Linked DNA regions of Homo sapiens: region 2 is linked to region 1. A link is a loop called in an ENCODE intact Hi-C map of the cell type or tissue named here. Cell type or tissue: chondrocyte. All regions are shown on one strand. Links, peaks and the distances in the headings refer to the core of each region. The heading gives the core; the rest is flanking DNA.

Region 1 (2,907 bases), core at 307-2,806:
ATGCTACCCCCAGTTTATGGGCTCTTTCCTGGTCTTTTTTGCTCTGTCTGCTGCCCTGGCTGGTGCATTCTGACTCTGTAGATGGCCGGGCTGAGGGTGACACCAGGCCCCAGTGTGCTGAGGCTATGAACACCCAGCCTTGCTTGCGTCCTGGGTTTGGGATGTAAAGGATTCCCAGTCTGCTAAAGCCACACCCTCCACAGCCACCCCAAAGCCGAGCCTTTGCTTTCAGGATTCCTGTAATCCTCATGCAGCATGGGCAGCCCTGGCACCTGTGCCCGCATGCTCAGGGAGGAGGGATGGCCCCACAGCACCGGGGGTTCTTCCAGATTCAACAATGGACGGACCCCACACAATGCCCTAAAAGGCAGGGTTATTGGTGGCAAGGACCTGACATTTCCTGGGCGCCTTCTCCAAGCCAGGCTCTGGGCCAGGCACTGGGCAGGGATGTGGGCCCATCCAGCCCTGCCTTGAGCACGGCCTGGTCCCTCAGGGGAGACAGACATGCAGAGAAAGAGCCTCCAGCGTGGGGGGGCTACATGCACCCATGTAGCAGATCTGTTCTGCAGGCGACCCTGGGGTTTCAAAGGAAGCATGGTTGATTCGGATCATGCTCCAGGAACCCTGAAAGGAGGGAGCATTTAATAGACAAAGATGCCGAAGCTCAGAGAATGAATCAGCAGTTCAGAGAATGAGTCAGGAATTTCCAAACTAAGCCAGTTTCACAGACACCCCAGGCCTGGGCAGCACGCACAGCAGGCATGTGATTTCCCCTTTTCCGGGTCTGCAGGTTGACTGTGGTTCCGCTGATCCCAACTGGCTTTGCCCGGGTGACTCAACCTCGGCCTGTGTGCGGTCGACAGGGACGGGTCTGGGTCAGCTCCTGGCCCAGGCTGCTCCAGCCGATCTCGGGGCCGATCACCGGAGTGCAAACCTCAAGGGCACTCTTAAGGCCTTTGGTCACATGGCATTCACTTGATTCCATTGGCCAAAGTAAGTGACTTACCAGGATGGACAGGGTGCGGAGTGCCCTCTAACCACGCGGGAAGGAGGTCCTGTACTTCATCACCCAGTGGTGGAGCAGGAATTTGAACCCAAGCCTGACTCAGAAGGCCTTGGCACCATCGGCCTCTCATCTGAGGTCATGTGCAAGGGCCCTGGCTCGGGGATCCATGGATGACTGCCCTTCTGCCCACCGTCTCTCAGAGGCATTGCTGACAGGTCAGGGGGCGGGTAGACTGGAGCAACAGAAAGCACGGGGCTGACCCTCAAACACAGTCGGTACTACGGGTCCCTGCGAGGCTCTGGCCTGACTTTGTATGGAGGCTGTCCCACGCCCCTGTGTGGCTTGGGTTCCTGACCTCTTTGAACCTCATTCTACACTTCTGTAGCGTGGGGATCACAGTCCTACTTAGGTTATTGGGCTGTGCTGAGAATTAAGTAGGATAACACGTGGCAGCCTTTTTGAAACAGCTTTTGCCATCCTGCAGGGCTTCATAACTCCCCAGCTGGGTCCAGCCTTGACATTTACATAGAACTGTCTTATCCATAAAATTGCACCTGGTTCCCACAACAGCCCTCTGGGGAGGTATTCCTTTCTCCATTATGCAAATAATGAGATTTCGGCTCAGAGAGTATGAATCATTAGCCAAAGACGTGGCTCTGGCAGCAACAGCCCCCAGGCCTGTCTTACCCCGAGAGGGGATGCCCCATCTCCACCCCAGCCAACAGAGCGGAGGGCACATGCGTGCAGAGGAGGGGCAACAGTGTCCTCTTCTTCAAGGAGTCCAGCTCAGTCTGCAGGGCCACACATCCACACGACTTGGACGCCCTCCATGTCCTGGGGAACGTGTGAGTCAGAATGCCTGGGAGACGAGAATGCAGGCCAGGGCTCCCTGGGAGTCCGGACGGCAGGGCTGTCTGCATGGGCGGTGAAGTACGGTGCCTGCAACCACTTTGTTCATTCATTTTTTTCATTCATTCAGATGTCCACGGAGCATGGCCCCTGTGCCTGGTCCAAAGCCAGGGTCTCAGGAGTTATATCAGACAGGGACCCTGTACCCGGCCAGCTATCGGAACCTTAGCACAAATGAGACCTCAGAGCACAGCGTCCTCACAAGTAGTCATCAGTCTCAACTCACCTTCCCACCAGTGATGGGGGGGCTCACTCCCTTGCAAACCAGCCCCTCCCAGGACTAGACACCTCTGCTGTGAAAACATTCTTTTCTTTTTCCTCCCCTCCCCTCCCCTCCCCTCCCCTCCCCTCCCCTTCCCTTCCCTTCCCTCTTTTTTTTCTTTTCTTTTTTTAAAAAAGTGTGGCTGGCCACGGTGGCTCATGCCTGTAATCCCAGCACTTTGGGAGGCCGAGGTGGGCAGATCACGAGGTCAGGAGATCGAGACCATCCTGGCTAACACAGTGAAACCCCGTCTCTACTAAAAATACAAAAACTTTAGCCAGGTGTGGTGGCGGGCACCTGTAGTCCCAGCTACTGGGGAGGCTGAGGCAGGAGAATGGCGTGAACCCGGGAGGTGGAGCTTGCAGTGAGCCGAGATTGCGCCACTGCACTCCAGCCTGGGCGACAGAGCGAGACTCCATCTCAAAAACAAAAAAAAGTTTCATTGTGTTTGTTTTACTGTTACAAACAGTGCTCCCAGAAACATCTGGGATGTGTCTCCTGGTGTACATGGGCAGGAGATTCTCTAAAAAATGTTGAAGGGGCCGGGCGCGGAGGCTCACGCCTGTAATCCCAGCACTTTGGGAGGCTGAGGCGGGTGGATCACAAGGTCAGGAGTTTGAGACCCGTCTGGCCAACATAGTGAAACCCCGTCTCTACTAAAAATACAAAAATTAGCCCTGTGTGGTGGTGTGCGCCTATAATCGCAGCTACTAGGGAGGCTGAGGCAGGA
Region 2 (2,907 bases), core at 254-2,753, 76 kb before region 1:
GGAGGAACGCTTCATCTCTTTTTCAAGGAAAGTGTGGGGATCTCTCTGGCAAGGAAATCGCATTTCAAGCACAAAACCAGGCGTGCCCATGAAAATTGAGTAATTTCACTAATAAAGGCTGAAATGAGACAAAAACAACACCATTCAAAGTTGCTCTTTCTGTAGCGAAAGCAGAGGAGGTGAAGTGGCTGCTGAGGAGGTAGTGAAAGCAACCCCCAAATTAGTGCCAAATGTGATGCTCGGGGAGAAAACTAAAGGACCAGCAGAATCCTCTATCAAGTGGCACTCTGGCATATTGTCTGACAGCACGGACGTAGAATGTGGAAGAGCAATTCCTGGATATGTGCCTGTCAGCGGTCACTTCTCTTTACCCAGGAAAACGTCTGCTGCAAAGAGGGTGAATCAGGTCCTGACAGGTTCGGTATGAAGCATGATGGTTTTGAGGAAAGTGATTGTGATCACAGCTAGCATTTTGTGAGTACGTGCTTGGGCCAGGAAGTGCTAAAAGCACTTTGCAAGCATTCAGTAACATTTACTTCTATTTTATTTATGTATTTATTTAATACGGGATACTTTTATTATTTAGATTTTATAACTAACAAGCCAAGGGACATGGAGGCAGGCTACCTTGCCCACGGTGACACAGCTAGCTAGCAGTGGAGAGGTGCATGCCCTGCCAACTATCTCCATACACACGCTTAACCACCATGCCAAACAGCTTCTGGTCAAACCTGAGGGAGAAGTCCCTTTTTCTTCCTTGACTTTTGAAAGCCCATGTTTCAGGAAAAGAGGTTTTTCACAGAGTTAAGTTATGAGGATGATAATTTTCTGGTAGCCATGGTGTGGACTGGAAAAGGCATGTTCGAGTTGGTTCTTACAATGTGTCACCATCTAATTCCCTGTAGGGGCAACCATCAAATCCGTGCCTGGCTGGGCGTCGGGGCTCAGGCCTGTAATCCCAGCACTTTGAGTGGATCACTTGAGGTCAGGAGTTCGAGACCAGTTGGCCAACATAGTGAAATCTCGTCTGTACTAAAAATACAAAAATTAGCCTGGCGTGGTGGTGCATGCTTGTGCTTGTAATCCCAGCTACTTGGGAGGCTGAAGCGGGAGGATTGCTTGAACCCAGGAGGTGGAGGTTGCAGTGAGCCGAGATCACACCACTGCACTCCAGTCCGGATGACAGAGTGAGACTTGTCTCAAAAAAAAAAAAAAAAAAAAAAAAAAAAAATTCCATGCCCTAACTTTGCCTCACATCGAAGGAATTAACGTGAATCACTGACAGCAGGACGAAGCACAGCTGCTGAGGCGTCTGAATTCTCCCTGGGAGGTCACTGACAGGAGGCACCACATTCTCACGAAGAGATTTGAAACGAAACAGCACATAAACCTCTGCTTCTTGACACGGATAAAGTGAGTGGATATCCCTGCCAGATGTCCAGGGGCTCAAGGAGGATCCATTTAGTGTCTGTTTAGTACCAGGAAGGCCCCGGACCCGTTGTTTCAGGCCAGGAAAGTCACAGATGCCTCAAAAAGACCAAATCATAGAACTGCTGGGAAAAGCAGTTGAGGATCAGACACAAGGGATCACATCCACGAGCTGCCACCAAATGTGAACTATGTCCAGAGCTGAGCACAGTGAAAAAGCGGGTGAGGAGCCCATTTCCTGTTATCTTCCTTGCAGCCTGCTCTCCAGCATTTGACTGAGTCTGGCAGTGGCAGGATCCGTTTTCTGCAAGAAATCTGTCAAAAGTGACTGCCTCTTGTGTGATCTCAGCCTGTCTTTTCCAGAAGGAGCCATAGTGTGCTGCCTGCCGTTGTCAAAGGTCGGGAATTGTGAGATGGGATTTTCTAATTCAGTAGAAATGAGGAGCTGGAAAGAAAAGGAATCCACAACTCAATCTCTCTGGCCTTGGGGCCATAGCCAGCTTGATACAAATTTAATCTCTCAAACTTATAGGAAACAGTCATTATTATGACTTGTTTTTCAGTATCACCTTCACTTCAATTGCTTTTAAAAACTGTGATGAATTGGCCGGGTGCAGTGGCTCATGCCTGTAATCCCAGCACTTTGGGAGGCCAAGGCGGGCGGATCACCTGAGGTCAGGAGTTCAAGACCAGCCTGGCCAAAATGGTGAAACCCCGTGTCTACTAAAAATACAAAAAAATTAGCTGGGTGTGGTGGTGCACGCCTGTAGTCCCAGCTACTTGGGAGGCTGAGGCAGGAGAATTGCTTGAACCCAGGAAGCGGAGGTTGTATTGAGCCAAGATTGTGTGATTGCACTCCAGCCTGGGCAACAAGAGCAAAACGTCTTAAAAAAAAAAAAATTGTGATGACTCTCTAGGGAAAACAATTCCCTGAACTGTCTGGGCTGGGGGACCTTTCTGACTTTTCTCTCGACATGGAGTCTTCCCTTTGAGAGGTCACAGCCAGGCTGGTAGCCTCAGGGCAGGGTGGGAAGTGGTCCCCACATCTGGTTCTTTGCCAGAGCTCCCCATCTCCGTGGCTGGCACCACCACCCACTCAGCCGCTCTGCCTAGAGGTCATGCTTAACATTTCCCTCTCCCTCATCTTCTTTTCCTGATTTATCACCAAATCTTGAGGACTTTGCCTCTTCACAGTATCCAGTCTGCCTCTCTACCCCCATCTTCACCGCAGCCCCTCATCCCAGGCCCCATCTCCAGGCTGGACCATCCTGACAGCATCTTCTAGGACATGCTCTGAGCTCCCCCAGGCCCACTGCCATTCAATGGCCTGGGCGGCTGCTTCGAAGCACAAATGGGCGCCCTCCCTTCTCTCCTCTTGCCCTTGCCCTTGCCCTGCAGACCTCTCAGTGACAGCTCCTGCCCTGCCATGAGCTGTGTAACTCACCGAATCCCACAGCAAGCCCATCAGGGAGGCGGCTC

What was found. Peaks named below come from ENCODE experiments on the same cell type or tissue, not always from the same donor. Only the 100,000 strongest peaks of a DNase experiment are listed, where the experiment ranks them.
Region 2: a loop joins it to region 1, with 5 times the contacts of the local background. A loop is called at or near these places in 1 of 110 quality-filtered maps.

The regions. Positions count from the first base shown.
Region 1 is chr22:44,447,401-44,450,307 of GRCh38, reverse strand. No RefSeq gene overlaps it. Among named protein-coding and RNA genes, the nearest start is that of LINC01656, 5.5 kb to the right of the region's middle. RefSeq lists enhancers at 654-793, 262-1,461, 1,641-2,304. In chondrocyte, for the core only: no CTCF peak of the experiment used is centred there; DNase peaks (open chromatin) are centred at 871 and 1,847.
Region 2 is chr22:44,523,076-44,525,982 of GRCh38, reverse strand. No RefSeq gene overlaps it. Among named protein-coding and RNA genes, the nearest start is that of RTL6, 26 kb to the right of the region's middle. In chondrocyte, for the core only: no CTCF peak of the experiment used is centred there; no DNase peak of the experiment used is centred there.